Linked DNA regions of Homo sapiens: regions 2, 3 and 4 are each linked to region 1. The links are chromatin loops, found by intact Hi-C in ENCODE. Cell type or tissue: mammary epithelial cell. All regions are shown on one strand. Links, peaks and the distances in the headings refer to the core of each region. The heading gives the core; the rest is flanking DNA.

Region 1 (8,164 bases), core at 1,440-6,439:
TACAAATTAGAAAGGGAACAAATGCTAATACTAGACAAACTAACACAAGAATTGTCAGCAAGAAAGAGAAAGGATAAAGGGGACAACAGAGTAACTTTAGAGATAAAAGCAGTAGCCCATGGCACACTGAAATACGACAAGAGCAGAAGAATATTCCTAGGAAAATATGAGAGCCATTATCAACAGGCAAGTCCTGCTCGGCATTCTGTTTGAGAAGCTGAGGAAGAACACAAGACATTTTGGGAACATTGTCATTTTAAATTATTAGAGTACATAATATCTCAGCAATAAAAAACGTTTCCAATGCTTGGAAAATTTGCTTACAATGAACACTTCACTCACTGATGTCAATCACTCCATATTTTACTGAGGCCCACTTTAACTTTTACAAATGGCAACATCATGTCTAGTATAAAAAGCACTGCAGACTGGGGTGCGGTGGTTCACGACTGGAATCCCAGCACTTTGGGAGGCCAAGGCGGGTGGATCACTTGAGGTCAGGAGTTGGAGACCATCCTGGCCAACATGGTGAAACCCCATCTCTACCAAAAATACAAAAATTAGCCGGGCGGTAGTGGCGAGCACCTGTAATCCCAGCTACTGGGGAGTCTAAGGCAGAAGAATTGCTTGAGCCTCGGAGGCAGAGGTTGCAGTGAGCCGAGATGGCACCACTGCACTCCAGTCTGAGCGACACAGTGAGACCCAGACTCAAAAAAAAAAAAAAAAAAAAAAAAAAGCACTGCAATTTCAGGACATTGCTCTGCCACTAACTACTCATGTTACCTTAGGCAAATTAATTAATTCTTTAAATATGAGACATTCATCTATATAATCCTAAAATCCTTTCACCTCCAATGTTGTATGATGGTATGATTTTGTGATCTGAGACAAGTTTTAGGAAGTTACTGACCGAAAGGAACTTTGAGTTAAATGTTGGCTTGGCACAGTAGCTCATGCCTGTAATCTCAGCACTTTGGGAGGATCATTTGAGGCCAGGAGTTCAAGACCAGGCTGGGCAACACAGCAAGGTCTCCTCTCAAAAAAAAGGCCAGGTGTGGTGGCGTATGTCTGTAGTGCCAGCTACTCAGGGGACCAAGGCAGGAGAGACTGCTTGAACCCTGGAGTTCAAGGCTGCCGTGAGCTATGATGACGACACTGCACTCCAGCCTGGGTGACACAGCAAGAGCCTATGTCAAACAATGAAAAAGAGGGAGGAAGGGAAAAGAGTGGAAGGGAGAGAAGAAACGGAAGGAAAGAAAGATGAATGTTCCCAGTGCTAGTTTTGACTCCACCCCTTTGGATCTCCCCAAAAAGGAACATGCTTGAGATATAACAGTGTCTCTCTCCAATAGTAAATGACTGAAAAGCTTTGGTCATTTAACTACTATTAGTTATAAATGTCTTTACTACTATTAGTAATAAATGTCTTGTCACGGACCTTGACACAGACTACAATACACAAGTGTTCCCTGACTTAGGAGTTGCTTAAAGAAACTGGCTTCCTTAATTGAATTATACAAATAATTGCCTAAGCTCTCTACTTTATTCAAGTAAGTTAGCCTGGCTTTAAAAAATGTGCTTTAGGCCAGGCACAGTGGCTCATGCCTGTAATCCCAGCACTTTGGGAGGCCAAGGCAGGTGGATCACCTGAGATCCAGAGTTTAAGACCAGCCTGGCCAACATGGTGAAATCCTGTCTCTACTAAAAATACAAAAATCAGCCAGGTGTGGTGGCACGTGCCTGTAATCCCAGTTACTCGGGAGACTGAGGCACAAGAATTGCTTGAACCTGGGAGGTGGAGGTTGCCGTGAGCCAAGATCATGCCATTACATTCCAGCCTGGGCAACAGAGCGAGACTCCGTCTCAAAAAAAAAAAAAAAAAAAAAAAAAGAGGCCGGGCGCGGTGGCTCACACTTGTAATCCCAGCACTTTGGGAGGCCGAGGCAGACAGATCACGAGGTCAGGAGATCGAGACCATCCTGGCTAACACGGTGAAACTCCATCTCTACTAAAAAACACAAAAAATTAGCCAGGCATGGTGGTGGGCGCTTGTAGTCCCAGCTACTCGGGAGGCTGAGACAGGAGAATAGCATAAACCTGGGAGGTGGAGCTTGCAGTGAGCCAAGATCGCGCCATTGCACTCCAGCCTGGGTGACAGCAAGACTCCGTCTCAAAAAAAAAAAAAAAAAAACATGCCTAAAGCATTTCAAAATGTGGCTGGGTGCAGGGGCTCACACCTGGAATCCCAGCATTTTGGAGGGCCAAGGCAGGCAGGCAGGCGGATCACTTGAGTCCAGAGTTCCTGACCAGGTTGGCCAACATGGTGAAACCCTGTCCCTACTAAAAATACAAAAATTAGCCGGGCTTGGAGTCATGCGCCTGTAGTCCTAGCTACTTGGGAGGCTGAAGCACGAGAATCGCTTGAACCTGGGAGGTGGTTGTTGCAGTGAATCGAGATTGTGCCACTGAGCTTTAGCCTTGGCAACAGAGGGAAAGACTGTCTCTAAATAAATAAATAAATATTAAATAAATATTAAAAAGTTTCAAAATGTTCGGATCTTACTATCATTCTGTTAATTATATGCCAGAGTTAAATATTTATAAAATACAGGTTAAGTATCCCTAATCCAAAAATCTGAAATCTGAAAGCTCCAATGGGCATTTCCCTTGATTGTCATGTTGGCACTCAATAAGTTTCTAATCTTGGAGCATTTTTGGATTTCAGATTTTCACATAAGTGATACTCAACCTGTAGCACCAGCAGGTTCTCAGGTGGCACTGCTTTGCTCAACATCATTTTGTTATAACTTCAATGAGTATGAGACCAGCTTGGGCAACATAGCAAGATCCTGCTTCTACAAAAAATAAAAAACAAAAACCAAAAATACATTGATGATTTAAAAAAAAAAAAAACCCACCTCCTGGCCAGGGCTACTGTCTGTGTGGAGCTTGCAATTCCCCCCACATCTGTGTGGGCTTGCTCTGGGTCTTCCAGTTTCCTCCCACATCTCACACGTGTGCACGTTAGGTTCACTGCTGTGTATACATGGTCCCAGTGTGAGTGTGGGTGTGTGCGTGAATATGCCCTGTGGTGGAACAGACTCCTGTCCAGGGTGAGTGTCCAACCTGCGCCCTAAGCTTCCAGAATAGGCTACAGCTCCCCGCCACCTGAACTGAAATCACTGGGTTAATAATATCTTACTTATTTTTATTAATCTTTCTTAAATGTATGTATAGCTCACATTTATTTCAATGTTTAATATTAGAAGTGCTTTGGTTTTTATTTAGAAGTCTGGTGATGTTTTGTGACCAGAAATATGCTGTAGGAACTTAACTCTTGTTTATATCAATTAGCCTAGGGTAAAACTGGTTTCCTTGTATGTCATTTCACCTATGACCACAGTTTCCAAGAACTATTAATGACATTAAGTGAGAACTTACTGTGTGTGCCTATATATGATTGTCTGGTCTTTGCCTAATTGGAGAATGTCAATTCTCTAATACACTGAATAATTTTCTAAATATAAGTTACTACTTTCATATACAAAAATGTAAGCCATTAAGAGGAAAAAAAATAAAGATGAAAACTTCTCGAGATTAAAGTCCAGAAAATATTTAAAACCTTTAACAAGCAAAGAATCACTTGTAATTATCCTTTTAATGCCTCAATGAAAATTACAATAAATGATAGAAAAAGAAGCCTTTATTCATACTTCTTGGGCTGTGAACACACAACTTGCAGAGAGCAAGCTGAGCCAAGATGAAAGAGCAAAGGGTTCTCGATCTACACCACCACCTGGTGGCGGAGTGAGACAGTGGCGCAGCTTCCACCGTCTCCTTTCAAGTCTCCATGGGGTCAGAATGGACTCATCACGACCTTTCCTTTCCACACTCATTGTCTAAACAAGTGAATATACATACACCTGAATATAAGATAACTATCCTCAAAATAAGCATCCCTCAGAAGTAGATATCGCCTCCTATTTCCATCTCTCATAGGAAGTTCCCTGAACTAATTTAAAAAACATTACAGGCTGGGCACAATGGCTCACACCTATAATGCCAGTACTTTAGCAGGTTGAGGCAGGAGGATCAGGTGATGCCAGGTGACCAGCCTGGACAACACAGCAAGACGCCCCCCTACAAAAAAAAATTTAAAAATTAGCTGGATGTAGTGATGTGCACCTGTACTCCTAGCTACTTAGGAGGCTGAGGTGGGAAGACTGCTTGAGTCCAAGAGTTTGAGGTTACAGTGAGCTATGATCACGCCACTTGCACTCCAGCCTGGGCAACAGAGCAGGACTCTGTCTCAAAAAACGATAAGAAGAAAAATAAAAAATAAAACAGATGGCAATGGATTATAGCACTTCATATAAGGCCATGAGCCTACAATGCTATCAGAAGGAAAAAAGATGGTGAGAGGTAGGGAGTTGTGAATACAGAGAGAAATCTCTTCTTTACAGAGAGAAAGAATTTCAGCTAATAAGTGTAGAAACAATAATACAATTAGACAAATCACCATTTTGCTACCTCTCCCACCTCTCCATAATAACTACTTCAGGCAAGGATCATCAAAGATGCTAAAACAAATGGACAACAGGTTATTGGGAAAGAGGTTATTCCTCCTACCTCAGAAATATTATCATAATAAGGGTATAACATGCCTTTAAAATGAGAAGATCTAATTACAAAGAAAAAAATATAAGAATAATAAAGAGGCTGGGCGCAGTGGCTCACGCCTGTAATCCCAGCACTTTGGGAGGCCAAGGTGGGCGGATCCCAAGGTCAGGAGATCGAGACCATCCTGGCTAACACAGTGAAACCCTGTCTCTTCTAAAAATACAAAAAATTAGCCGGGCGTGGTGGCAGGCGCCTGGAGTCCGAGCTACTCGGGAGGCTGAGACAGGAGAATGGCATGAACCTGGGAGGCAGAGCTTGCAGTGAGCCGAAATCACGCGACTGCACTCCAGCCTGGGCGACAGAGCAAGACTCCATCTCAAAAAATAAATGAATAATAATAATAATAAAGAGAGCTGATGGCTGTTATTCAACCAAGTGAGCAAACCAAGTGACAACAGACTTAAATGTCCCCATCACAAATGAAGGACAACCGACATTACATGCTGCTTGATATGATACAGTAAAAGAGTAAGACTGGCACAAGCCCTAGAGGAAACTGACAATATGAAAAAAGCTGAACACCTGCACACCCTACGACACAGCATTTCTATTGGGCACACATCAAATAGAAATGTGTCCGTATGTTTACCAAAAGGTATGTATAAGGATGTACATATGCAGCACTTTTCACGGTAGCCTCATACCAGGAACTACTAAAATTCCCACCAACAGTAGAAAGGGATAAATTCTGGATAGTCATACATAAAACACTATACAGCGATGAGAGTTAACAGTCTACTACAACAGGCAAAATAAAATAGATAACTCACACTACCATAATGTTGGGCAAATGAAACCACACTCAAAAGAGTAGGATTCTACTTACATTAAGTATAAAACAGGCACAACTAATCTGTAGTTTTACAAGTCAAGAAAATACCGGTAGTGATGGAAAAGAACAAGCAGGGGCTTCTGAGGAGTTAGTAGTAATCAACTTATTTATTTATTTATTTTTTTGAGACAGAGTCTCATTCTGCATCCAGTCTGGAGTTCAGTGGCACCATCTCAGCTCACGGCAACCTCTGCGTCCTGGGTTTAAGCGATTTTCCCGCTTTAGCTTCCCGAGTAGCAATTTCTTAATCTAACAGTGAGTTCAATTTGTGAAATTTCATCTATCTGAACACTTATGCATACTTTTCTGTATATACGTTATACTTCAATAAAAAACTTTTTTTAAGTACACATAACCTACACCTAAAAACATTAAACTTTTAAGAACACTTAAGAATCTGATTACTAGATAACAACAAAAACCGAACTGTGATACGGAACATTCTAAAGATAATTGGGTTAAATGTCAAAGTCATTAAATGAAAAAATCAAAAAAGATTACAGAAACAGAACAGTCATAAACATAACATAAACACAATACAGTTCATGTAAAATGTGTGAACCGTGACTGGATCCTATTTTCATTCATCTATAAAAGCTATTTTCTATTTTGGGGCCAGGCACAATAGCTCATGCCTGTAATCCCAACACTTTGAGAGGCCGAGGCAGAAAAATTGCTTGAGGCCAGGAGTTCAAGACCAGCCTGAGCAATATAGCAAGACTCTACCTCTACAAAAGGAAAAAAATTAAAAATTAGCCTGGCATGGTGGTCCACTCCTGTAGTCCTAGCTACTCAGAAGGGAGACTGAGGCAGAAGGATCACTTCAGCCCAGAAGTTTAAGGCTGCAGTGAACTATGACCATGCTACTGTACTCCAGCCTGGGTGACCGACCAAGACCTTGTCTCTTAAAAAAAAAAAAAGTAAAGGTATTTTTGGTACACTTGGAACATCTGAATATGGACTGTGATGTTATAGAATTTCTACAGTTTTTAAAGAGTAAATATTGTGGTTATATAAGAGAATATACTTATTCTTAGGAGACGTATGCTTAGCACATCCAGGCAAAATGTCATAACATGCACAACTTTCAAATGGTTCAAGAGAGAAAGATAAAGTAAACCTAACAAAGTTGTTAACAACTTGTCAACATTGGTGAATGGAGTCTGGGTGTTCATTACATTCTTTCAACTTTTCTGTTCAAAAACTCCAAAAGTTTCAAAGTAGAAAGTTAAGGAAAAGAAGTCAATATTACAGAAAAAAATTAAGAAGCTGCCCTAGAATAAAAGAATCTAAAACGATATCACAAAATGTAATAAACTTTGATTAAACACTATATCTTTTAAAATGGGAAAATGTAAAATAAGCACTAAATAGTAGATGATATTTACAAATTATCATTAAGTTTCTCATGCGTTATAATTATACCACGTCTTGTAGAAGCACATCTCATTGTTTGAACATGTATGCTAAAGAATTTAGTAGTAAAATGTCATGATATATAATGGATGTTAAAATGACTCATACACAAAAAAAAGATAAAGCAAAGAAAAACTAACAACTGTTGAAACTAGGTGAGGGATGTACAGGTCATCAGTATAATCAGTAAACCATTCTTTCAATTTTCCTTTATGTCTGATAATGTTGATAATAAAATTTGGGAAACAATTAGTCAGTGAATGCAGAAGTATGATGAGATTACTGGGTTTATGACTAGGCTGTTTTTGAGACAGTAAAGAAGAGATGAGAGGTCAACTCTATTCTAGGAAACCAACGGCACATATTATTAGACAACAGTATTTTCTAAAGAATAACATCAATAGAATTTCAGCTAAAATCTCATGTTTCTATCACATAGAATTACTGGTATCCTGAAAAATAAAGATTCTTAAAAGTTAGCTTTATACTGTATTATAAACGAGACAGGTCACAAATTACTCCAATTTATATCACATTACTTTCTGAAAATCTGATATCTACCTGAATGACTGAAAACAGTCATGGAAACACACATACTGGATTAATTTACAAAGTCCTATATTATTTCACTATTTGCAATTATGTGCTACTTTTCTAAAGATGTTGAAACGGCTCCACTGTCTGAGGTATATACCCTGGTTCTTTGTCACGGTCAATAAAGAATTCAGGACACAGACACACGAGGAGAGGGTTTAGGAGCAGAAAGTTTAGCAGACAAAGAAAGAGAAAAGGCTTCCTCAAGCTGAGAAAGTGGGTTGCCCAAAAAGGGTCTCCAGTTTGTGGCAGAAGGCAATCGGTTTTGTACAGAGGACTGAAGAGGTGGTAACTGATTTACATGGGGCTCAGGGGATTGGGTTGATCGGGTATGCCATTTATATAGCCCTCGAAAAGACTGACCCTCCCACCCTAGTCTTTTATTATGCAAATGTGGCCTCCACCAGGTGGTGGCCATGATACCTGAACATGTGATTTTACATGGAGGTTACCAGGATGCCGGCACATGGTGGCGACAGGAAAAAGAGGGCAGGAGAGACCATATTGAATATACCTGGCTTGCAGGTACAGCTGCCTGCATTTACATATAAAAGCTTCTAGTTTGCATATCTATGCCTGACTCCTCAGGGTGCTTTCTGTTAGAGAAGAAATGGTTTAGAGCTGCTTTTTATTAAAGGAAAA
Region 2 (8,164 bases), core at 1,738-6,737, 820 kb before region 1:
ATCCATTCATCAGCTGATAGACTTTTGGGCTATTATATATAATATTGACATGTATGAATTTTCATATGGACATATATTTTCAACTATCATGGGCATACTGTACCTGGCATAAAATTGCTGGATCATATGGTAACTCTATGTTTAACTTTTTAAGGAATTGCCAGACAACTTTCCAAGATCATGACACCCTATTACATTCCCACCAGCAATCTATGAGTTGTCCAGTTCCTCCACATCTTTGTCAATACTTGTTACTGTCTGCCTTTTTGATTATAGCTATTCTAATGGGTGTGAAGTGATATTTCATTGTGGTTTTGACTTGCACTTCCCTAATGACCAATGATGTTGAATATCCTTTCATGTGTTAATCATTTATTTGAATATCTTCATCAGAGAAATGTCTATTCAGACCGTTTGCCTATTTTTAAATTGGTTTGTCTGTCTTTTTGTTGTTGAGTTGTAAGAGTTCTTTATATATTCTGGATATAATTTCCTTATCAGATATATGATTGGCAAATATTTTCTCCCATTGGGTGGGTTGTCTTTTTACTTTCGTAATAGCATACTTTGAAGCACAAACGTTTTAAATTTTGATTAAATTTGATTATCTGGATATTTTTTGTTCCTTGTGCTTTAGGTGTCATATCTAAGAAGTCATTGCCTAACCTAAAGTCATCAAGATTTACACATATTTCCTTCTAAAAGATTTGTTGTTTTAGTTCTATATTTAGGTCTATGATCTATTTTAAATTAATTTTTGTATACTGTGTGGGGCAGGGATCCAACTTCATTTGTTTGCATGTGAATATATAGTTGTTTCAGTATAATTTGTTGAAAAGACTGTTCTTTCCCCCATTGAATGGTCTTGGCACTTTTCTTGAAAATCAATTGACTACAGATATATGGGTGTATTATTGGACTCACAATTCTGTTCCATTAATCTATATGTCTATCTTTATGCCAGTACCACACAGTCTTGGTTACTGTAGTTTTATAGTAGTTTTTGAAATCTTTGCATGAATCCTCCAACTTTATTCTTTTTATTTTTCAAGATTGTTTTGGCTATTCTGGGTCCTTTGAATTTCCATAAATACTTTGGAATCACTTGTCAATTTACACATGCACATACATATACAAAGGCAGCTGGAGTTTTGATAGAACTTGTATTGAATATTGAATTCATAGACCATTTGGGGAAGTATTGCCATCTTAACACTATTAAGTCTTCCAATTCATAAATTCTTTATATTTAATCTTTTGAAATTCTTCAACAATGTTTTATAGTTTTCAGTGTGTATATCTTATACGACTTTGTTTAAATCGATTCCCAAGCATTTTATTCTTTTTTATACTATTGTAAATGGAATTGTTTTCTCAATTTCATTTTCAGATCATTCTTTGCTATTGTATAGAAATATAATTGATTTTATATACTTATCTTGTGTTCTGCAACCTTGCTGAACTGATTTAGTAGTTCTAATATATTTTAGTGGATTCCTTAGGATTTTCTACAAGATTATACAGTCTACAATATTATGTCATCTGCAAATGGAAGTAGTTTTGTGTCTTCATTTCTAGTCAGGATGATTTTTATTTCTTTTTCCTGGCTAATTTTCCTGGCTAAAACCTCCAGTGCAATATTGATTAGAAGTGCCAAAAATGAACATTTTTTTCTTGTACCTGATTTTTAGGGGGAAAGCATTCAGTCTTTTACCTCTTTTTGGCTATGGGCTTATTATAGATACCCTTTGTGTTAGTTCATTCAGGCTGCTGTAACAAAATATAATAAACGGGGTGGCTTATGAACAATAGACATGTATTTTTCACAATTCTGGAAACTGGGAGGTCCAAGATCAAGGTGCTGGCGGATTCAGTGTCTGGTGAGGGCCAACCTTCTGATTGATCTTTTCTCTGTGTCCTCACATGGTGAAATGAGTAAGGGAGATCTCTCGAGCCTCTTCCATAAGGGCACTAATCCCATTCATGAGGGCTTCACCCTCACAGCCTAATCATCCCCCAAATGTCCACCTTCTAACACCATCCCCTTGCAGGTTAGGATTTCAACATATGAATTTCGGGGGGACACATTCAGACCACAGCACCCTTTCTCAGGTTGAGGAAGTTCCCTCCTATTCCTACTTTCTGAGTGTTCCCTGTTTCTTTAAAAAACAAAAATTATGCCCAGCTTAGGGCATAATTATGTCCCCCTCCATTATCTTATTTCCATATCATTCAATTCCAGCTTAGAGCTGTCTGAATGTCTCGTTTTGTACATTCAAGAAGGTATTGTCATATCTGATGCTCACAGTGACAACTCAAAGACTAAAAATTCTGTGATATCCCAAGTTTCAGGAGGCACAGCACTATATAAAACACTTTGAAATATTTCTGTCCAAAGTGGTTTAAATATTACTTATAATAACTAGTAAAAGTTTAAAAAGTGGTTTAAGGCTGGGCGCGGTGGCTCACGCCTGTAATCCCAGCACTTTGGGAGGCCGAGGCGGGCGGATCACAAGGTCAGGAGATTGAGACCATCTTGGCTAACACGGTGAAACCCCGTCTCTACTAAAAATACAAAAAATTAGCCGGGCGCGGTGGCGGGTGCCTGTAGTCCCAGCTACTCAGGAGGTTGAGGCAGGAGAATGGCGTGAACCTGGGAGGCGGAGCTTGCAGTGAGCCGAGATTGTGCCACTGCAATCCGGCCTGGGCTAAAGAGCGGGACTCCGTCTCAAAAAAAAAAAAAAAAAAAAAAAAAAAAAGTGGTTTAAATAAAGTGAAGAGTATTACTGCTCAAAAGGTGAACTCCCCTGCCCACCCGGTTCCCCAGTGAAGTCCTGCGCTGCTTGCTCTGTTTCCTTCTCCATGTCAGTTAAAATCAACACATTCCTTTTATCACCCGATGAGGAAACAGGTCCCTCTCAAGCCTGCAACTGGTTATCTTCCAAGTCCTTTAGTTCTTCTTCCTTTATCCCCACTAATTGCAAGTCTCCCTCCATTATCTTCTTATTTCCACATTGTTCAATTCCAGTGGAATACAGGAATTGGCCCATGGGGAAGAGCAGAAAAACGAAAGGAATGAAAATGCTTCAGTGTTTCAGGAGATTTGAAGATGTTTCAGGAGATTTCAGTGTTTCAGGAGATTGAAGCTGCAGTGAGGATGAGCCTCCCTGATCCCCTTCTCCTCCCGTGTCCCTGCTGGACTAAAGGAGTTCCCATGAGGGAGGCTGGCAGCTGACAGGATCACCCAGGACTAGGACTTGTGGCCCCCAGACCACTCCTGGATGTGCCCCATAGCGGCCCCTGAAGGCGCTGCCTCCTTCTTTGCTGGGCCTCAGCCTCTTTGCTGGGCCTTGGGTCTCGGGACCTCCAAGGCATGTCATCTTCTTTCTCTGTGTCCTCCACTGCTCAGATTGTGGCTGCCTCAGCCATGGCAAATGGCAAGGACCCCAGTTTCACTTCCCGGCCCACCCAGACACCAGGCAGAAACTCTAATAACCACTTTTCTGGGTTTCTACATCCTGTGTCTCTGGATGACTAATCATCTCCAGAGCATGAACAATTGAGTCATCTCAAGCCCCAGGCTTGAATTTGTGCACAAGGCAACCAGCTTCTCCTCGGCAGGCTCTGGGAGCACTGGCTGAAGTAGGTGTGGCCCTCCTAAGTCACCATCCTGGCCTGGAACTCTTGGAGCACAATAGGCTCCTCCGGGTTTGTTGAAGAGCCTTTGCTCAACTGAACCTCTTTATTGTAGGCTTTTGCTCCTTTCTGAACAGGCTCTTACAAGTAGAGCATGCAAGATCGCATTATGTTTAGAGTCCCCATGAGGCCATGCTCTGCAGGCGGCCTTGGGACACCAGCGCATCCTCTTCTGGGAACAGAACTCCAAGCTCCTTTGAATAACAACTACTCCCCTTCTCTCTGAGCTGACTCAGGCCGGCCAATTGACATAATTCCAATCTCTGGTGACAGTTATTGCTTCAGGGATTGGCACATAACCCAAGTTTGTCCTACTAGAATAAATCCTGGGACTTATTTATAAGCTGACAGAAGGAGATGTATTCTTTTTTCCACAGCCTCTATCCTGAAGAGCGTTGGACCCTGGAGCTGCTGGCCACATCTTGATCTGCCATATGTGGTCCAAGAATGAAGTCAACACGAAGGAGAATGAAGGTGCTGAGGGATAAAGTTATTGACATTCTAGGAGCTCCTGGATCAAACCATGCCTGAACTCAATTTATCCCTTGAACTTTTCAATTACATGAATAAATCCTCCTTTTGCCTGAGTCAATGTGGATTAGTATCATTGGCATTCAGAAGATTCCTAAAGTCTCAGGTCTTCTGCACATCTATAACCATGGCAATTGCGGTCCTGCTCTCCTTTCCCCTCCCCTGAGCAGGCAAGCTTTCCTTCTCTATCATGTAAACCTCCTGGGTCATTCAGAGTATTTCTCAAATGTTACCTGGAGTTTCCCAAGACTTCAGTTCTCACTGACCATTTACTTCTTAAACTGCTAGGATGATAACCTATAACTTTGCATCTAACCAATCCCTTAGCACTTTCCTTAGAGACTTCTTAGAGATCTTTTTGATGCCTAAGGGTAGGAATCAGGGCTTCTCTATCTTGTATATGCACTGCCCCCCACCCACAGGTCCATAGAATAACAGCTGAGGACCTGTAGCTCTACAAGGGCAGGGACTGTCAAACATGCCAGACTGCACATGGTAGTTACCACTAGAGGGCTCTGGGTATGGGCAATAAGCAGGACTTCTGCATTTTACATCTATGCTATCATTCGAGTCTTGTATGAGCATTTATTTTACAAATCTCTATCTTGCAAAGCAAACCCTTAGTGTGAATAACTGAGGAGTGGTGGATCGGCCAGCTCTTCCGTGCAGTGTTCTAAAGCCTCTTGCTCCTGTCTCTCCTGTGGGAAACCCATAGTTACGGCTTCAAGCAGAGACCCAAGCACCACCTCAGGGTCTTGACCTTGTGTGGGAATAATCTATCACCAAGATGCAGACAGAGACAAACTGCTTCACAGAGCATTTTATCCCCTAGAAAATCCCCAACCCCAGCATCCTGGGTGCTGCCCAACCTCTTCAAATACAAAGGCAAATAAAATAAATAAAAGTAAATATTGTACTCATAAGCAACAGAATGCCTAGCAACCAAGAACAAGGGAGGGCTGGAGGAAGAAGGTTGACTTTCGCAGGCCCTTGTGTATAAACTGCAGTAAAAGTCTTCTCTGTGTGAATAATATATTTTTGAGCGTTAAATTATAGAAGGTGTAAGGAATGCTAAGGCTGAGACCCAACAGAGAGAGCTGGCCCCACCCTGAATGGGAGGGGCAGGGGTCTCCTTGGTCTTTGTCCCTGCTGACTGGTATTGAGGGAGGGGGAGTCTCCGCTGTAGCTTCAGGAATGGAACACAGGGCACCAGGCCTCAGTTAATCCCTTTAGGGACCCTTAGCCCTGAAACAATGCTGGTGCAACCCCACATGTAACTCAGAAGAAAATGTTAAGTCACGAAATAAATGTAAGAGCTCTGATGTTTTTCTATAACACCCATTTCAATGCTTTGTTAGAAAGTATGTACGTAAAGCACATGACATTGTTCTCATTAAATTTTTTTGTTACGAAAACTTTTAAACACACTCAGAAGAGTAGGATTTTTGAACCTCTCATCTGGGTACAATATTATTAAAATTCTGCCACATCTGCCTTGTTGATCTTTTTGCTCTTTTTCTTGGTTAAACTATTTGGAAGCAAATCCAAGGCATCATGTCATTTCATCTGCACATACCTTGGTATAATCCATGAAAATTATGGACATATTCTCATATAACCATAAAGCCAGTATCATACCTTAATGAGTTGGGTATGTTCTGTTTGTTTTTGTTTTGGGCATCCTCCAACCTCCAGTACCTAACCCATTATCAGATTTCCCTGATTGTCTCAAAGGGTCTTTTGCATTTGTTGTGTGTTCTCATTGTTAATACCCTTGTGTCGTAAGTCCCCTGGGTGCATGCTTAGATTGACTTTTGGAAATCTAAGATTATTTGGTATTTATTGAAAGCAGAAGAGAGGGAAGAAAAAAAAAAGACAAAGCAGTGAAAAGGAAAACATGGAAGTGGTATTTTTATAAGATCTATGTGACATTTTGCTGGCTGTCACCTTTGCTCATATAGGATCCCCACTGCTTAGGATAGGATTAAACTGTCCCAGCTTATAAAGCAGGCATTTTCCCCAGTGTCTTCTGAATTCTGAAGATTTTGGGTGGGATGTGGATAAAGTGTTGCTGTCCTTGTCTGTCACCATGACAACTCCAGCCAGGACTTGGCCTTGCTAGGGTTTTCTGGTGGATTGTGGAGCCTGCTACCCCTAGGTCACAATGAGCAGGAACGTGGATTTACAGATATACAGCTGCTCCCTGGCATGGCTTCCCCAAGGAAGTAGGAGAGGGGATCTTGAGGGCCAAGGTTAGTAGCAAATGTGAAAGCTAAGAAGAGACATGGAAAACTTCTCTTGACTACATGGGGGTTGGTCGGGGGTACATCTGACTCCCACGAACAGACAAATCTAAGAAGAGTGAGAAGCATTCTTACCTTCTGACCCAGCAACCCCACCTCTAGGAATTTGTTGAGAAAAAGCCAGAGTTTGCACAAAGATTTATTTTGTTTGAGAATGTCCCTTAAGCTCTTTATAGCAATAAAAAGAGCTGGGAGGATTGCCTTAAGACTCAATGATGCAGAATTGGTTTAATAAATTATAGCTCATTGCTATAAGGGAACACTAAGCATCCATTCAAAACATGTTTTGAAAAAATATTCAAAGATACAGAAAAATGTCCACAATATATTAAGTGGAAGAAAAAAGAGGTTATAAAAAATCAGTCTGATGTCAGTCTCATTTTCTCATTTTTTAAAAATTAAAAGAAAAAGAAATGAGGGAGGGACTGAGAAGTCTATAATTAAAATGTTTCTTAAAATATATATAGTTTTTTCACTAAGTGATAAAATTTTTGACATTACTTTTCAAATTTCTTACGATGAACACCCGTCAACTTGTAATATAAAATTTTTATTTTATTTCCTTATTTATTTATTTTGAGACAGAGTTTCACTCTATCACCCAGGCTGGAATGCAGTGGCATAGTCTTGGTTCAGTGCAGCTTTGACTTCCTGGGCTCAAGTGATCCTCTTGCTTCAATCTCCTGAGTAGCTGGGATTATAGGGACTCACCACTACACCGGGCTAATTTTTGTAAAAAAAAAAATTTTAGCAATAGGGTCTCACTATGTTGCCCAGGCTGGTCTTGAACTCCTGGACTCGAGAGATCCTCTAGCCTCATCCTCTCAAAGCACTGGGATTACAGTTATGAGCCACTGTGCCCAGCCTAATTTTTATATTAATAATAGTAAATGTAACAAAGAGGCAAAAGGAAAGGAGGAAGGAAAGAATGGGAGAGACAGGGAGGGGAAGAGAAGGTAAAGTGCAAACAGAAAAGAAAAGGGAGAGAAAGAAACAGAAAAGAAAAGTAACCTGGGCCCATGAGATTTAAGAGCAGTTTTAGAAAGTTCATTTAGGGTTAAAAAAATTCTGTTACAAAAGAAGAAAAGGAAACAAAATAAAGATTTAGAAGGTCTAAGTAATTTTTAAATAAGTTGTTGGCACATATACATTGACTGGACAACCTCAGGCCAAAATTTTCTTTGGAGAGTGTGGCTTCCTTCCTTTATAAGACTAACATAAACATACGTGTGCATGTGGGTGCAGCGCACCAGCACGGCACATGTATACATATGTAACTAACCTGCACAATGTGCACATGTACCCTAAAACTTAAAGTATAATAAAAAAAAAAGTGCTTATAAAATATGAAAAAAAAAAAATACATAACAAAAGACTAACATAATAATGAATCTTGACTTTTTAGGTTGTGAGGATAATAAGTAATTTATAATACTGTAGAAATGAATTTATATAATTTTACTGAATGGTCATAAGGTAGCCGTTCAATCAATTAAGAACCCGGTATCGAGTTTCACAATTTATTAGCTAAAAAGGGTCTGCCTAGGGGACTGCTGCTCACTAAAATGTGATGACAAAGTTGGATAAAACTCTCCCCATGAAGTTTTCCAGGCCACTCAGAAATTACTGTCTGT
Region 3 (8,164 bases), core at 1,503-6,502, 130 kb before region 1:
AATCTAATTTCATACAATAACAACCAAAGGCAATCCTGCAAACTCTCTTCTGAGATGAGCATTTGATCACTAGCGATACAAATATATTGTCAACTCCATGAAATTTTAATCTTCAAGGAAAACTGGTGGGCAACAACTACTTGATTTTTTCCCCCAACTTTTTATTCACAGGAGATGAAATGCACAATACAGGTGCTTTCAAAGGACAAGAATCTAGAGATCAAAGCTTTACTTCTCCTTCTTATGGGGATTTAACTCATTTGTTATTCTTAAAGAGACTTTATAACTTCTAGGCTTTCCAAAAATTAATGAAAGTCTATTCTCTTAACTTCATTATTTACTGCTACATACAGCATTACTACATAAATAAAACAAGTTACATACTCCAAGGAAGATACTTATATAAATGGCAGATGGCTGGAGATAGCTGGACAAAACTGATTTAATAATTTAAAATTTTCCACAAATGAATGACAGCGGAAGAAATACTCTACAAAAACGCAACTCTGGAAGTTCAAAGTCAAGTATGATTTAGAATATTTTAAAGTGACAGGAGATATTAACAAATTTTTTAATCTTTACGAGGGAGGGGACAGGAAAGGTGAGAAGAAAGGAAGCTTTTCAGCATAAAATAGCAAAAGAACAGGCCGAGAAATGCAGAGCAGTTGTGACAGAAATAACAAGGCTCCCAGCCCATTCTTTAAGCCCATTTGGTGGGAGGCTCAGAAATTAATTTGGGACTCCAGCTGAGAGAATTACGCATGTTCATATTCTATAAAGTAATACTGTTGTAATTTCACTCGGAATATTTTTGGTCAAAATGAAAACTAAGAAATATCTAAGCTTGTAAAATGTCATTTAATAACAGCTTTATTGTGATATAATTTACATACCATGTAATTCACCCATTTAAATTATACAAACCAAGGACTTACAGTGTATTCACAGAGTTGTGCAACCATAACATCTATTAGCAGTCAACATACTGAAGAACTGCCAGACTGTTTTCCCAAGTGGCCGCCTCATTTGACATTCCCACCAGCAGTATACAAAGGTTCCAATTTCTCCACATCCTCATGAGCACTGCTATTAGCTGCTTTCTAGGTTGCAGCCTTCTTAGTCGGTGCATAGCAGTATCTTTTTGTGATTTTGATTTGCATTTCTCCAATAGCTAATGATGCTGAGCATCTTTTCATGTGCTTATTGCCCATTCATATGTCTTCTTAGAAATGTCTGTTTAAATCATTTGCCCATTGTTAATTGGGTTGTCTTTTTATTGAGTTGTCAGAATTCTTTACATATTCTGGTTACTAGATCCTTATTGAATGCATTATTTGGAAATACACTCTCTCATTCTGTGAATTATCTTCACACCTTCTTGACTGGGTCTCTGAAAGGACAAAAGTTTTAAATTTTGGTAAAGTCCAATTTATCAATTTTTTTTCTTTTGTTGCCTGTGCTTTTTGTATCATATCTAAGAAAACACTGCCCAGTGCAAGGTGATGAAGATTTACTCCAATGTGGCCGGGCGTGGTGGCTCCCACCTGTAATCCCAGCACTTTGGGAGGCTGAGGCGCATGGATCGTGAGGTCAGGAAATCGAGACCATCCTGGCTAACAGGGTGAAACCCCGTCTCTACTAAAAAAAATACAAAAAAATTAGCCAGGCACGGTGGCGGCCGCCTGTAGTCCCAGCTACTAGGGAGGCTGAGGCAGGAGAATGGCATGAACCCAGCAGGCAGAGCTTGCAGTGAGCCGAGGTTGCGCCACTGCACTCCAGCCTGGGCGACAGAGTGAGACTCTGTCTCAAAAAAAAAAAGATTTACTCCAATTTATATTTCTAAGGTTTTTTTTTTTTTTGAGACGCAGTCTCCCTCTGTCGCCCAGGCTGGAGTGCAGTGGCGCAACCTCTGCTCACTGCAAGCTCCGCCTTCCGGGTTCATGCCATTCTCCTGCCTCAGCCTCCCGAGTAGCTGGGACTACAGGCACCCGCCACCACGCCTGGCTAATTTTTGTATTTTTAGTAGACACAGGGTTTCACCATGTTAGCCATGATGGTCTCGATCTCCTGACCTCGTGATCTGCCTGCCCTAGCCTCCCAAAGTGCTGGGATTACAGGCGTGAGCCACCGCACCTGGCATTTCTACGAATTTTATAGTTTTAGCTCTTACATTTAGGTCCAACCCATTTTAATTTTTGTATATGGTGTGAAGTAGGGGGCCAATTTCATTTTTTTGAAAGATGCAGGACCATTTGTTGAAAGGCTGTATCCTTTTCCCTGAATTGTCTTGGCATCCTTTTTGAAAACTAACTGACCATAAACATGAGGGTTTATTTCTGGACTCTCAACTCTAGTCCACAGATCTGTATGTCTACCTGCATGCCAGGACCACATAGTGTTAACTTTATTATTCTTTTTAAAGATTGTTTTGGCTATCCTGGGTTCCTTTCATTTCCATGTGAATTTTATGATTGTCAGTTTCTGCAGGGAAGCCAGCTGGGATTTTAATAGATCACTGCTCTGAATCTGTAAATGAATTTGAGGAGTACTACCATCTTAACAATATTAAGTCTCCTGATCCATGGACATGGGATGTTTTCTTCACTTATTTAGGTCTTCTGTAATTTCTTTGAACAATGTTTTGTATTTTCCAGAATATAATTTTTGCATTGCTCTGTTAAATTTATTCCTAACAATTCTATTTTAATGCTGTTGTAAACGCAACTGTTGATAATTTCATTTTTAAATTGCTCACTGTTTAAGTGTGTAGGATAAAATTGATTTCTGTGTATGCTGAACTCATTTTATTTGATAGTTCTTTACATTCTTTAGGATTTTCTATGTACAAGGTCATGTCATCTGAGAATAGAGACAGTGTTTCTTCTTCCTTTCCAATCTGAATGCCTTTTATTTCATTTTCTTGCTGAACTGGCATGGCTAAAATATAATATTTCAAAGGAAAAAAATCTATGCAATTTAGTTAAACTCATGATATGTTGATTAAAAACAACATTGGCTCCCAAAAGTCACATAACAAAATATAAATTATATAATTTATCAAGATGATTCTAGCCAGAAAGAACTCCAGGTTAATTTTGATATTATGGTCATTTGGTATCAAAGTCCAGTAAAAGGTCACCAGAGAAAAGCAGAAAGAATGCAAAAATCAGGCAATTGCATACAAAAAAATCACATCAACTTTATCACCTCAGCACATATACTGCTGGTAGGATCTGTAAATACTGGCCAAGTAAAATGCTAATAAAATCTCTTATGATGATGAATAAGGACTCTCAAATTTCTATTCTATGTTTTGACCCCTAAATACTCATCTTAGACACTTCCTATTTCACCGTTTATCTTTATCCTAATAAAGGCGAGGCTTAAAAACTCATAGAATATAATGAAAGAAACGTAAATTAAAACATGCTATTACAGGATTTCTCAAAGATGAGAGGGAAGTTGGTTTATGTGCTGGGGCTGGGCCAAAGAGACATTTGTGAGTTCAGGCTGGCAGGACTGGGCCAATTCTGCCCCATGTGGTCAAGAAATTAGTTACATACAAGGGAACTGAGCATATAAATAAATATACTGAGAAAATGGGGAGGCCAGATTTCTCAGTCAGAGAATGGAGCTACAAGTATGGAAAAGGAGAAGACTAGAACAAACTGTTGTGCTGGATTAAAATTCCAGATACTGGTGAAAACCCATGACTTTTATACCCTGATATAGACATACAGATACACAGGTAGATATAAACGTATGTGTATAAACTCACATATATTGCCTAGATCTGTCTGCTGAGAGGGCTTAGAAGCAATGAAACCCCGGTAGCAATGAGCATACTTATTACTCACATCTTGTATTCTGAATATTACTCTTCACAAAAAATAACTAGGGCTCCTTGGAGACGTGACTAATTATAGAACTGAGTCAGAGAAAGTATAAGATGAGTCTGAAATATTTTGTGCCAGAAAGGAAGTGCTCAAAAAATGATGGGGACTTGTCAAAAGAAAACATGAGTCACCCTGAAAAGGCTCCTACTGGCCAAATCTGAGACAATTTGAGCATTCAAAATAAATAATGAAAGTAACAATTTTATAACACATTGATTAGAATGAGATTCCGTGAGTCAATATAAACAACAAACAGGGAAAGAGGACTGCTTTTCCTTATTGTAGAATGCCAACTAATAAAAGTAGAAGTAGTGATAGAATTAGAAAATCATCATTTGGCAGCCATCTCAGTAATAAGTGATTGAGGCAAGAATCGTCAATGGATGTAAAAACCAGTAGATATAAGTCTGACACAATAGGATATTTACACCATCTCAGGACAGCTTTCTACAAAATATTTACCAATTACTTATTAACATGTACAAAATACTTATCAACTTTACAGTGGAGAAACCTGGTACATTCCACTTCCCCAAGTGATAAAAATTCAAGTCACAGTACAGAGATGAATTAACACTGTATACCTCCTGATATGATGCAATACAAACCCAGCATCACTTCTAGGGTGTTCTTGCCAAAGCTATGTGACCTGAATCTAATTACAAAGAAATACTTGATGAACACAAATGAAAAACTACAAAGTGACTGGACTCTTCAAAAATATCGAGGTAACAAAAGACAAGGATATACTATGGTATTGTTCTAGACAAAAGGGGCCTAAAAAGACACAACAATAAATGTAACACAGGATCCTCACTTGAACCTTAGGTCTAAAAAAACAGAGAGAAAAGTAACATAGGCTTGTGTATGTGTGTATGCATTTTTGTGCTATAAAGGACATTACAGGGAAAATCTGTAACACTTGTACAGGGTGTGTGGATTAGATGGTAACATCTCAATGTTACTTTCCTGGTTTTGATGGCCATGTCTAGTAATGTAAAAAAAAGTGTCCTTGTTTTCAGCTAATACACACTGGGATACTGAAGGACAGTGGTGCAATATATCAGAAACTTATTCTCAAATGGTTTAGAAAAAAATACAGAGTAAAACAGAAAAAGTGATAAGGCAAATGTGGTAACACGTTAATAACTGGGGAGTCTGAGTGAAGGGTATGCATATGTTCTTTGTATTATTCTTGTCATTTTCCTGTAAATTTGAAATTTAAAAATAAAAAATGTTGTGTATTAGTCCGTTTTTACACTGCTGATAAAGACATACCAAAGACTGGGCAATTTACAAAAGAAAGAGGCTTAATTGGGCTCACAGTTCCATGTGGCTGGGGAAGTCTCACAATCATGTCAGAAGGCAAGGAGGAGCAAAGTCATGTCTTACATGGATGGTGGCAGGCAGAGAGCTTGTGCAGGGCAACTCCCATTTTTAAAACCACCAGACCTCATGAGACCCATTCACTATCATAAGACCAGCATGGGAAAGACCCACCCCCATAACTCACCACTGGGTCCCTCCCAAAACACATGGGAATTATGGGAGCTACAAGATGAGATTTGGGTGGGGACACAGAGCCAAACCATATCATTCCGCCTCTGGCTTCTCCCAAATCTCGTATCTTCACATTTTCAAACCAATTATGCCTTCCCAACAGTCCCCCAACATCTCAACTCATTTCAGAATTAACCCCAAAGTCCAAGTCCAAAGTCTCGTCTGAGACAAGGCAAGTCCCTTCTGCCTATGAGCCTGTAGAATCAAAACTAAGTTACTTCCTAGATACAATGGGGGTACAGGCATTAGGTAAATATAGCCGTTCCAAATGGGAGAAATTGGCCAAAACAAAAGGGCTACAGGTCCCATGCAAGTCCAAAATCCAGCAGGGCAGTCAAATCCTAAAGTTCCAAAATGATCTCCTTTGACTCCATGCCTCGCATCCGGGTCACTCTGATACAAGAGGTGGGTTCCCATGGTCTTGGGCAGCTCCGCCCCTGTGGCTTTTCAGGGTATAGCCTCCCTCCTTGCTGCTTTCACAGGCTAGCGTTGAGTGTCTGCAGCTTTTCCAGGTGCACAGTGCAGGCTGTTGGTAGATCTGCCATTCTAGGGTCTGGAGGACAGTGACCCTCTCTTCTCACAGCCCCACCCAGCGGTGTCCCAGTAAGGACTCTGTGGGAGGGCTCCAATGCCACCTTTCCCTTCTGCACTGCCCTAGCAGAGGTTCTCCATGAGGGCCCCACTCCTGCAGCAAACTTTTGCCTGGGCATCCAGGCATTTCCACACATCTTCTGAAATCTAGGCAGAGGTTCCCAAACCCCAATTCTTGACTTCTGTGCACCCACAGGCTCAACACCATGTGGAAGCTGCCAAGGCTTGGGGCTTCTACCCACTGAAGCAACAGCCTGAGCTCTACCTTGGCCACTTTTAGTCACAGCTGGAGTGGCTGAGATGCAGGACACCAAGTCCCTAGGCTGTACACAGCACAGGGACCCCTGGGCCCAGCCCATAAAACCACTTTTTCCTCCTAGGTCTCCAGGCCTGTGATGGGAGGGGCTGCCATGAAGACCTCTGGCATAACCTGGAGATATTTTCCCCCACCGTCTTGGAGATTAACATTCCACTCCTTGTTACTTACGCAAATTTCTGCAAGCAGCTTGAATTCTCCTCAGAAAATGGGATTTTCTTTTCTATTGTATTGTCAGGCTGCAAATTTTCCAAACTTTTATGCTCTGCTTCCGTTATAAAACTGAATGCCTTTAACAGCACCCAAGTCACCTCTTCAATGCTTGGATGCTTAGAAATTTCTTCTGCCAGATACCCTAAATCACCTCTCTCAAGTTCAAAGTTCCACAAATCTCTAGGGCAGGGAGAAAATTCCGCCAGTCTCCTTGCTAAAACATAACAAGAGTCACCTTTGCTCCAGTTCCCAACGAGTTCCTCATCTCCATTTGAGACCACCTCAGCCTGGTCCTTATTGTCCATATGGCTTTCGGGCCTTTGGTCAAAGCCATCCAACAAATCTCTAGGAAGTTCCAAACTTTCCCACATTTTCCTGTCTTCTTCTGAGCCCTACAAACTGTTCCAACCTCTGCCTGTTGCCCAGTTCCAAAGTTGCTTCCACATTTTAGGGTAGCTTTTCAGCAGTACCCCACTCCTGGTACCAATTTACTGTATTAGTCCATTTTCAGGCTGCTGATAAAGACATACCTGAGACTGGGCAATTTACAAAAAAAGAGGTTTAATTGGACTTACAGTTCCACATGACTGGGGAAGCCTCACAATCATGGTGGAAGGCAAGGAGGAGCAAGTCACATCTTACATGGATGATGGCAGCAAAGAGAGCTTGTGCAGGGCAACTCCCATTTTTAAAACCATCAGATTTTGTGAGACCCATTCACTATCACAAAAACAGTACAGGAAAGACTTGCCTCCATAATTCAATCATTCACTCCCACTGGGTCCCTCCCACAACATGTGAGAATTATGGGAGCTACAAGATGACATTTGGGTGGGGACACAGAGCCAAACCATACAAAAATGCTAGTGCTAAACTGTGTTCTTCACCTTCCCATCATATTCCCTCATATTTGTGTGTATTCTGGAACCCAAGCATGGCATTTGTACTTTTCTCATTGTTAAATTTTGTTCTGACATATTCCCATCACTCCAGCCTACTGAAGTATTTTCATATTGTTTCTTTTCTTCTGACATGTTAAGAGATCCTTACCAGTTGCACAGTAACGGAAATGTGGCTATCAAAATAAAAATAAAAATGTTAAATAGGATAGAGTCCTGAGACAAGAACAAAGAAGGTACTATACTTAATATAAGTATGTATATGTGTAGCTAATAATTTTTTTAAAATTATCAAATACATTGAATCAGTTCATCTTAGGATCTATTATGTTCAGTTTGCCTATAAGTTTTTTGTTTTAAATCAATAGCTTTAAATTCTACCATATTTCACAGGTCACAAAAGCTATTAAGCTATTACCATGATGGTAAATGGACAGGCGACCTCTTTAGGTCACAAAGCCAAATTCCCATTTACAATGAAAGGGAGTCATAAGACTAATTTCCAAAGAATGAATTTGGCATTGGGTTGATCTTTGATTCTTTCCAAAAGAATTAAGCTAGAGACTTCTAAAAATACCTTTAAGTAGCAATACCTCTGAAAATTTCCTGGAGCATAAAATTAAATTAGAAATTATAGTATTAATCTTAGGGGCAAATACAAATTCACTTTCCTTACAATAGTATTGGCT
Region 4 (8,164 bases), core at 1,290-6,289, 280 kb before region 1:
AATCCCAGCTACTCGGGAGGCTGAGGCGGAAGAATCGCTTGAACTGAGGAGGTGGGGGCTGCAGTGAGCCAAGATCGCGACACTGCACTCCAGCCTGGGACACAGAACAAGACTCCGTCTCAAAAAAAAAAAAAAAAGATTTTAGTCTGCACCATCACCTTCTGATCCTGGGGCCCCCTGGAAGCAGCTCCTGGTCTCAGTGGGAGTTTCTATGGGCCCTAAATTCCTCCCTTCGAGGATTCCTGCTCCCTCAAATCCTCAGAGATTCACAACTGTGTGCTTTCAGCCTCAAGCCCAGAGGGAGGAAAGGCTTTACTGAACCAAGATAGCCTGTCCATGGAAGAAAGCCTAGCAGAAACTGACCTTGGACAACAATTTTGGTGGAAAGGGGTTAATTGGGGACCACTAAATGCTAATACTCAGAAAGGCCGGGGCTGCATCTCCCATCTCTAGATTCCCAGGACCTGGCACTACCTGGCTAGTGGGAGCAGTTTATGGGGCTGTGTTTATACCTTACAGGCTCTTAATAGATGCTTGTTGATTGATGACTGCAACTCAGCCTCCTCCAGCATTTCCTAATTAAAGCATAAGTGCAAAGAGGCACATGTACATAGGTTTGTGTACACAGTGAGCACGGTCTCTTTAGAAGGTGGGGAATAGAAGCCAGTTTAGGACAAAGCTGATTGAGCTGTGTGAGGAAGTTACCTTTCCCTGCAATTACCTCATTTCCACGATGCGTTTCTTTCTCTTTTCTCTTGATTTCTGCCTTTGCTACACTCTTTCCCGAGGGTGTGTCTACTTCTTCCAAATGTGAAAAGAAGTTCACTTTCGCCAGGCACGGTGGCTCACGCCTGTAATCCCAGCACTTTGAGAAGCCAAGGCGGGCGGATTACCTGAGGTCAGGAGTTCGAGACCAGCCTGGCCAACATGGTGACACCCCGGCTCTACTTAAATACAAGAATTAGCCGGGCGTCGTGGCACACGTCTGTAATCCCAGTTACTCGGGAGGCTGAGGCAGAACTGCTTGAGCCCGGGAGACGGAGGTTGCAGTGTGCTGAGATTGCGCCACTGCACTCCAGCCTGGCTGACAGAGTGAGACTGTCTCAAAAAAAAAAAAAAAAAAGAAGAAGTTCACTTTCATAAACCAAAGGGGAGAAAAATGATGCTGCCAGGATCCTGGTAAACTCGGGGAGGGAGTGGAGAATACAGAGCCCCACACATCGTAAAACCACAAACCTAGTAACCCTTTTAGAGTCCCAGAGCTCTCGTATTGTGTCCCCAAGCTGGGGAGAAAGACCATCAAGTGGGGAGCGATTTCTTTAACAGATTTCTAAGAGCAGCGCTGAGCAAAAATTAACTCCTTCGCGGAGGCCGGATGCTGGCCTGGCGCTGGGGCAGCGCCCGGGAAGCAGGTGGCTCCAGGTGAGGGAGGCCGAGGTCCCGGGGCGCCCTTTGTTCTCCGGGTTCTGCGCAGGGAGGAGCGCATCGGGCGCCAGCGCCCCCGTGTGGCCGCGAGCACCGCGCGCGCAAAGCGGGGGCGAGCGCCGCCCGGGGCGTGGGTGACGGGGCTGGCATCAAGGTAGAGGGCGGCCGGGCAGGGAGGAGGGGCAGCCCCGCCAGCGCCGAGCCCAGCCCTGAAGTCGTTTCGGCTGTGCAGATGATGAGCGACCCAGGTCGAGGCGAATCAGGAGCCCAGGTGCTTGCCCAAGCACAGCTGGACGAAATGTCTGTTACCCCGACGGCTGGGGCGCGGGACCTTGCAGGGACGTGGTGCTGCAGCGGCCTCTGCCTGGGCCTGGCGTGCGGCTACCTCAGGCTAATTCTCCATTCGCTGCGTGGATTCGCCCCCGGGAGGCGGCCCCACGTTTCCAGCCTGTGGATCAACAAGGCGGAGAACCACCTTTGCACCCTCGCCGGGAAACCAGCTCCTACCTCCGGCCCCCTGTTGGGCCTTCTGGCCCTGGTGTTCTCTGGCGCTCCTCTCCCACCAAGGCCCGGCAGTCCTAGCTGTGGGCTGTCCTCTCTCTCTCTCTCTTTTTTTTAACCTCTACCTCCCGGGTTCAAGCGATTCTCCTGCCTCAGCCTCCAGAGTAGCTGGGATTATAGGCATGTGCCACCATGCTTGGCTAATTTTTGTATTTTTAGTAGAAACGGGGGTTTCACCATCTTGGCCAGGCTGGCCTCGAAGTCCTGACCTCGTGATGCACCCGCCTCAGTTTCCTAAAGTGCTGGGATTACAGGCCTGCGCTACTGCACCCCTTGGAGCTGTCCTCTCTTGAAAGCCACCACACCTGCTTCCTTCCTAGTCTCACCACAGCTGCCCTGGAGAGGTACCTGCCAGATTTGGGGCAGCCTCCGCCTCTGGTCTCTCCCCTGCCAGTCACCCTGCCCAGAGGTGGGGACCCCTGTCCTGCCCTTTCATCAGGCCAGTGGAAGCTTTGAAGGTTCCACATTTTCAGGAACCATGGCAACGGCCCTCTTAGCACAGAGTGGGTGCTTGGAGGCTGACGTTTATTGGGTGCATACCATGTTCCATGCAACTGGGATTATGGCCTTTAATGGGTGATCACACTTCAATCACAAGCACCCTGTGAGGTAGCACTACTGTGACCCCCATTTTATAAATCGTGCTATGGAAACACTGAGAGCTCATCCAAGGTTACACAGTCGGGAGGGAGGGCTGACCCTGGAGCCTGTGCTATCGCTTATGCTGCCAGCGTCCCCGTGACGGTGATGGGGTAGTGACTTCAGCTGATGAATGGAAACAGAGGCTAAAGGGGCTGATTCTCCTGATCTTCCCAGAGAAGTTGGCTGTCCCATCCAGATGACAATTGTCCCAGTTTTCAGATGTTGACTCCTTTTCTAGTGGGCCTGTGGACAGCAGGCTGCACCCTCTGCTGTCCTATAGTGGCTGAGATCATGGGACCTGGAGTCCAGCTGCCTGCTCTGGGCCTTACATCTGCCCCTCCTCACCACGTTCTCATCTGTAAAATGAAGTCATGCTAATACCCGCTTCACACAATCTGCGCAGATTGAATGGAATACTTCAGGTGAAGTGCTGAGTGCATGGTGAATGATCAATACTTGTCAGCTGGTACTAGTATTTCCAGACCAGAGGCATCCAGACCTCCCTCTGCAGCTCTGTCTAACCCTATCCTACCCCTGACCTTATTACTTGCTACTTCTCTTTGCTGTGTGACCTGGGGTAGGTTACTCGGCTTTTATGAGCTTCTGTGGCCTTATTTGTAGGCTGTGAATATTAGCGGTAATCATCTTCAAAATTCACCCATAATGGTATTGATTTCAGTAGCAGCTTAGGCTGTCCAGGGCAGGGGACTTGCTCACATTCTTCTAAAGTTCTTCTTAGCATCACGTAGAAATTCATTCCAGTGTTGACTCATGACGGTCAGCAAATTCTTCACCTTATCCAACTGAGTTATCTTTTGCTTTAAATTTCTATTTAAAGAAATCCTCTGTATACGAGGAAAGGATCCATTTGTTTTCTTTGTAAAACTCCTCTGTGTGCTTCAAGCAAGCATTAAGATAATGGTTACCCTCATCTCCTCTGAATCAGATAAGACATGACTTCAGAGCACTGCCGAATTGAGCCGATAAAAGTACAGGACACCCAGTTAAACTTGAATTTCAGATGAAAAACAAATAATTGTTTTTAGTATAAATAGGTCCCCACTATCGCATGAACAAATAGTGCATGGGACATACATCTATGAAGATAGTCATTGTGTATTTGAAATCCAGATGTAACCAAGTATGCTGTATTGCATATGGCAATGCTGTGCTGGCTAGAAGCCACACCCACAGGTTGACTAGTCCGGGCAAGTCCAAGGGAAACAATCATTCTTCCAGGAAATCATTGAGAACTAACACCCTTCTCCTTCCCGCCTGTCTATGCCCAAAAACCCCTTTTAGTATTGGGAGGCGCGCCTGACCAGAAATTCTGTCATGTTTTCCTTGGGGTTGGTTTCCAGAGCCACTGTTGTGGCAGCTTGGGCCTGTTTCATAGTGATCAATTTATGTATTGACAGAGCTATTGAATATTTGGTGATAACTGTAATCATCTGTTCTAAGTCTGCGTTTCCTCCTGAATGAAGTAATAACCCCTGGTGTTTAGTCTGCACTATTGGGAGTGATGTATAACACTGTTGGGATGTCAAGTGTATATGACATGTGCAGCTGTGGTCACTTCCCTGGACGGAGTCTTGCTACATGTGGAGCGTCATTTACGCCGCCAAACAGGGCTGCCTGGAGCTAGACAGAGCCAGACAGAGCCGCCATCCATTTTCCAGAGCCCAGAAACCGTGTCACCAGGGAATGATACGACATCGGCCTTCCTGCCCAGGGCTGCTGTGAGGATCTAGGAGAGACTGCCAGCAAAGCCTGAGACGGCCACTGTGTTTCTTCCCCTGCTCTGTCATCCAGTGGGAGCTGGTGGGTGAAATAGAGCCCCTTATCTAAAATGGAGCCGACCAACCTCCTGCTACAGAGGTGCCCACACCATTCACTTTCCTGGCTGTTTCCAGTGCCTGCCCTGCTTCTCTACCTGGCTCTGATTCTCAGAGCCTGTTTGCCTGTTTTCTTTTTTCCTTCCTTCCTTCCTTCCTTCCTTTCCTTTCCTTTTTTCTTTTCTTTCTTTTTCCTTCTTTTTCTTCTTTCTTTCTCTTCCTTCCTTCCTTCTTTTTCTTTCTTTTCTTCTTTCTTTTCTTTTCTCTTTCTTTCTTTCCTTCTTTCTTTCTTTCTTTCCCTTCCTTCCTTCCTTTTTCTTTCTTTTCTTCCTTTCTTGACAGAGTCTCACTCTGTCACCCAAGCTGGTTTGCAATGGCGCCATCTTGGCTCACTGCAGCCTCTGCCTCCAGGGTTCCAGCTATTCCCCTGCCTCAGCCTCCCGAGTTGCTGGGATTACAGGCGCCTGCCACCACGCCTGGCTAATTTTTGTATTTTTAGTAGAGATGGGGTTTTGCCATGTTGGCCAGGCTGGTCTTGAACTCCAGACCTCAAGTCATCCACCCGCCTTGGCCTCTCAAAGTGCTGGGATTACAGGCATGAGCCACCGTGCCCATCAGAGCCTGCTACCTGCTCAAGCCTGGTGGGTTTCCAGCGGTTTCTCATAACCAGCAATTCCTCAGTATCAGCTGTCTGCCATGGGCACCACCCCTGTGCCAACCGAGAGATCACAGATCTCCCTGGCATCCCTCCTTTCCCCTCTGCCAGCTCCCTGTCATGTCACTCTCCTATTTGGACTCAGTTTACCCATCGTCCAAATTTGCCACAAATTCCTTCAGCTTCAGAGAAGTAAGCCACATGGATGTTGGTTTCCCTCAAACTTGGATTCCCACAGCAGCTTCTCCCCTGCCCAGTTCTCAGAACATGGGCAAGGTTGCCAAACCTCGGTGCCCGGGTCTCAGTTGCTGCATCTGTTTTATAGGTGGCATATTTGTTCTCTATCACTGCTATAAGAAATTACCACACATTTAAGGGCTTAAAGAACAACACAAATGTATTATCTCGCAGCTCTGTAGGTCAGAGGTCTGGATGGAGGTGGCTGAAATCAGGGTGTCGGCAGAGCGTCGTTCCTCACTGGAGGCTGTGCGGAAGACTCTGCCTCCAAAGTCATTCACGATGTTGCCAGGATTCAGGTCCTGTGCAGTGAGCTCAGGTCTTGTTTCCTTCCTGGTGGTCAGTGGTGGGTTGGTGGGGTGCTTGCTCAGCTCCCCCACTCCATTTTCAAAGCCAGTAAGGACACATCACATCCCTCTCACTCTCTGAATCTCTCTCCTTCCTCTACCCCATCTCTTCTGCCTCTAGCCAGAGAACGTTCTCCGCTTTTAAGGGCTTATGTGATTAGACTGGGCCCACCTTAATCATCTCCCTATTTTAAAATAACTTCAATTCCATCTGCTAAGTCCCTTTTACTCAATTCTGGGGTAGAGGGCATGGATGTCTTTGGAGGGGGTGTTATTCTGCCTCCTGCAGCTGGGGAAGGATGTTATAGGGTAAAACAAGGTGTGTCCATTTCCCAAAAGGACACAAACCTGGTGGCTTAAAACCACAGGGATTTATTGTCTCACCGTTCTGGAGGCTAGAAGCCCCAAATCGAGTTGTCCATGGGGCTGTGCTCCCTCTGAAGCCTTAGCAAAGAATCCTTTCTCTCCTCCTGCAGCTCCTGGTGACTGCAGCCCTCTCTGGCCCTCCCTGGCGCTCCCTGGCCCTGCTTGGTGCTCTTTGATGCTCCCTGGCCCTCCCTGGCACTCCCTGGTGCTCCCTGGCCATCCCTGGCCCTCCCTGGTGCTCCCTGGCCCTCCCTGATGCTCCCTGGCCCTCCCTGGCGCTCCCTGGCCCTCCCTGGCCCTTCCTGGCGCTCCCTGGCCCTCCCTGGCACTCCCTGGCACTCCCTGGCGTTCCTGGCTTGCTGCTGCAGCACTTCAGTGGCTTCAGTCACACTGCGTTCTCCCTGTGCGTCTAAGTCCACACCTTTCTCTTGATATAAGGACACCAGTCATATTGAATTAGAGCCCACCCTAATGACCTCATCTTAACTTGAGGACATTTGCAAAGATCTTACTTCTTTTTCTTTTTTTTATTTTCTTTTTTTGAGATGAAGTCTCGCTCTGTCACCCAGGCTGGAGTACAGTGGCGTGATCTCAGCTGCAACCTCCGCCTCCTGGGTTCATGCGATTCTCCTGCCTCAGTCTCCTGAGTAGCTGGATTACAGGCATGTGTCACCACACCTGGCTACTTTTTTTTCTGTATTTTTAGTAGAGACAGGGTTTTACCATGTTGGCCAGGCTGGCCTTGAACTCCTGATCTCAAATGATCCACTCGCCTCACCTTGGTCTCAAAGTAAGTCAAAGGTTTTATTTCTTTTTCTTTTCTTTTCTTTTTCTTTCTTTTTTTTTTTTTTCTTTTTTTTTTTGTGAGACAGAGTTTCACTCATGTTGCCCAGGCTGGAGTGCAATGGCGCGATCTCGGCTCACTGCAACCTCCACCTCCCGGGTTCAAGCGATTCTCCTGTCTCGGCCTCCTGAGTAGCTGGGATTACAGGCACAGTCCATCACACCCAGCTAATTTTTGTATTTTTAGTAGAGACGGGGTTTCACCATGTTGGTCAGGCTGATCTCGAGCTCCTGACCTTGTGATCTGCCCACCTGGGCCTCCCAAAGTGCTGGGATTACAGGCGTGAGCCACTGCACCTGGCCCAAAGATCTTATTTCTAAATAAGGTTACATCCATAGATAAGAGGAGTTAGAATGATCACCTGTATATTTTTTTGGCAGGAGAGGAGGACGGTCACAATTGAACCCAAAGCACAGGTAACGCTGGAGAAGCAGTTAGCACAAGGCCTGACCTCTGGCCCACTTAATCTACAGTAGCAGTTGGCAATGCGCAAGTCAAGTCTCTGATGCTGTCTGGGTCCCTGTGGGTATGGACTGGGACAGCAAGTGAATGTGTGATGACAGCTTGAGAAAGCAGGCCTCCTCCCAGCCTCCTTCCTGACTGCCCCTCCTATCTCATGCTCAGCTTCCCTTCCACACCTCTACTCAGCCTGGCCCCCAGCCTGCAGTGCCCGTTCCCTTTTCCCAGCCAATCCAAATCTGCATCCTGGCCATCCTTCAAGTCCCACCTGCTCTGGGAGAGGCCGCCCTCACGTGCTGCACCCATCGGCAAGGTAGGTGATTAAAGATAGGAATGGACTGTACTGCTCAGCTGGCTGGAAACAGAGCCTGTCTATGAGGAAATGCAGAAGGAAGACTCAACTCTGTCAGAGAGAAAGGAAGATAAAGCAAGGTGCTGACTCAGTGGCTGAAAGGTTCGGAAGAAGAGCAATTTTCAGGCAAAAAATTGCACCCCCTGCCTATCTTGGTCCAATAACAATCCTTCTTGTAAACATGAACTGCTCTTCCTAGAAAGAACAACAATAACATCCAAGCACTCTTGCCAAGTTGGCCTTCCAGGGGCCATAATTCTTTGGGATCTGCGTGACATACAAGCCCCTAGGTACTGGCAGCTTACCACCCTTGCGCATTTACTATGTGGGGGCCTGCCTTATAATGAGGAGGAGGAGAGATTTGATAGATTCCATCAGCAGTCCAGAAATCTCACTGGTTTTGTTTTGTTTTGTTTTGTTTTGCACCTCCACATTTAATAA

The links. Peaks named below come from ENCODE experiments on the same cell type or tissue, not always from the same donor. Only the 100,000 strongest peaks of a DNase experiment are listed, where the experiment ranks them.
Region 2: a loop joins it to region 1, with 4 times the contacts of the local background. A loop is called at or near these places in 2 of 110 quality-filtered maps.
Region 3: it touches region 1 in a loop (5-fold over the local background); 5 of 110 quality-filtered maps call a loop at or near these places.
Region 4: a loop joins it to region 1, with 7 times the contacts of the local background. A loop is called at or near these places in 11 of 110 quality-filtered maps.

Annotation. Positions count from the first base shown.
Region 1 is chr10:121,883,396-121,891,559 of GRCh38, forward strand. The region is part of intron 7 of ATE1 (arginyltransferase 1); the gene reads right to left. Among named protein-coding and RNA genes, the nearest start is that of ATE1, 41 kb to the right of the region's middle. In mammary epithelial cell, for the core only: a CTCF peak has its summit at 3,799 (motif pointing left); no DNase peak of the experiment used is centred there.
Region 2 is chr10:121,065,744-121,073,907 of GRCh38, forward strand. All of the region lies in intron 2 of LOC105378521 (a long non-coding RNA gene), which reads right to left. Among named protein-coding and RNA genes, the nearest start is that of LINC01153, 110 kb to the right of the region's middle. In mammary epithelial cell, for the core only: a CTCF peak has its summit at 4,719 (motif pointing right); a DNase peak (open chromatin) is centred at 3,568; H3K27ac peaks cover 2,567 bases.
Region 3 is chr10:121,750,390-121,758,553 of GRCh38, forward strand. All of the region lies in intron 11 of ATE1 (arginyltransferase 1), which reads right to left. Among named protein-coding and RNA genes, the nearest start is that of FGFR2, 160 kb to the left of the region's middle. RefSeq lists an enhancer at 3,862-3,921. In mammary epithelial cell, for the core only: a CTCF peak has its summit at 3,533; DNase peaks (open chromatin) are centred at 3,552 and 3,922; H3K27ac peaks cover 1,979 bases.
Region 4 is chr10:121,607,304-121,615,467 of GRCh38, forward strand. No RefSeq gene overlaps it. Among named protein-coding and RNA genes, the nearest start is that of FGFR2, 13 kb to the left of the region's middle. RefSeq lists a silencer at 1,405-1,644 and an enhancer at 3,245-4,444. In mammary epithelial cell, for the core only: a CTCF peak has its summit at 1,506 (motif pointing left); a DNase peak (open chromatin) is centred at 3,838; H3K4me3 peaks cover 376 bases; H3K27ac peaks cover 308 bases.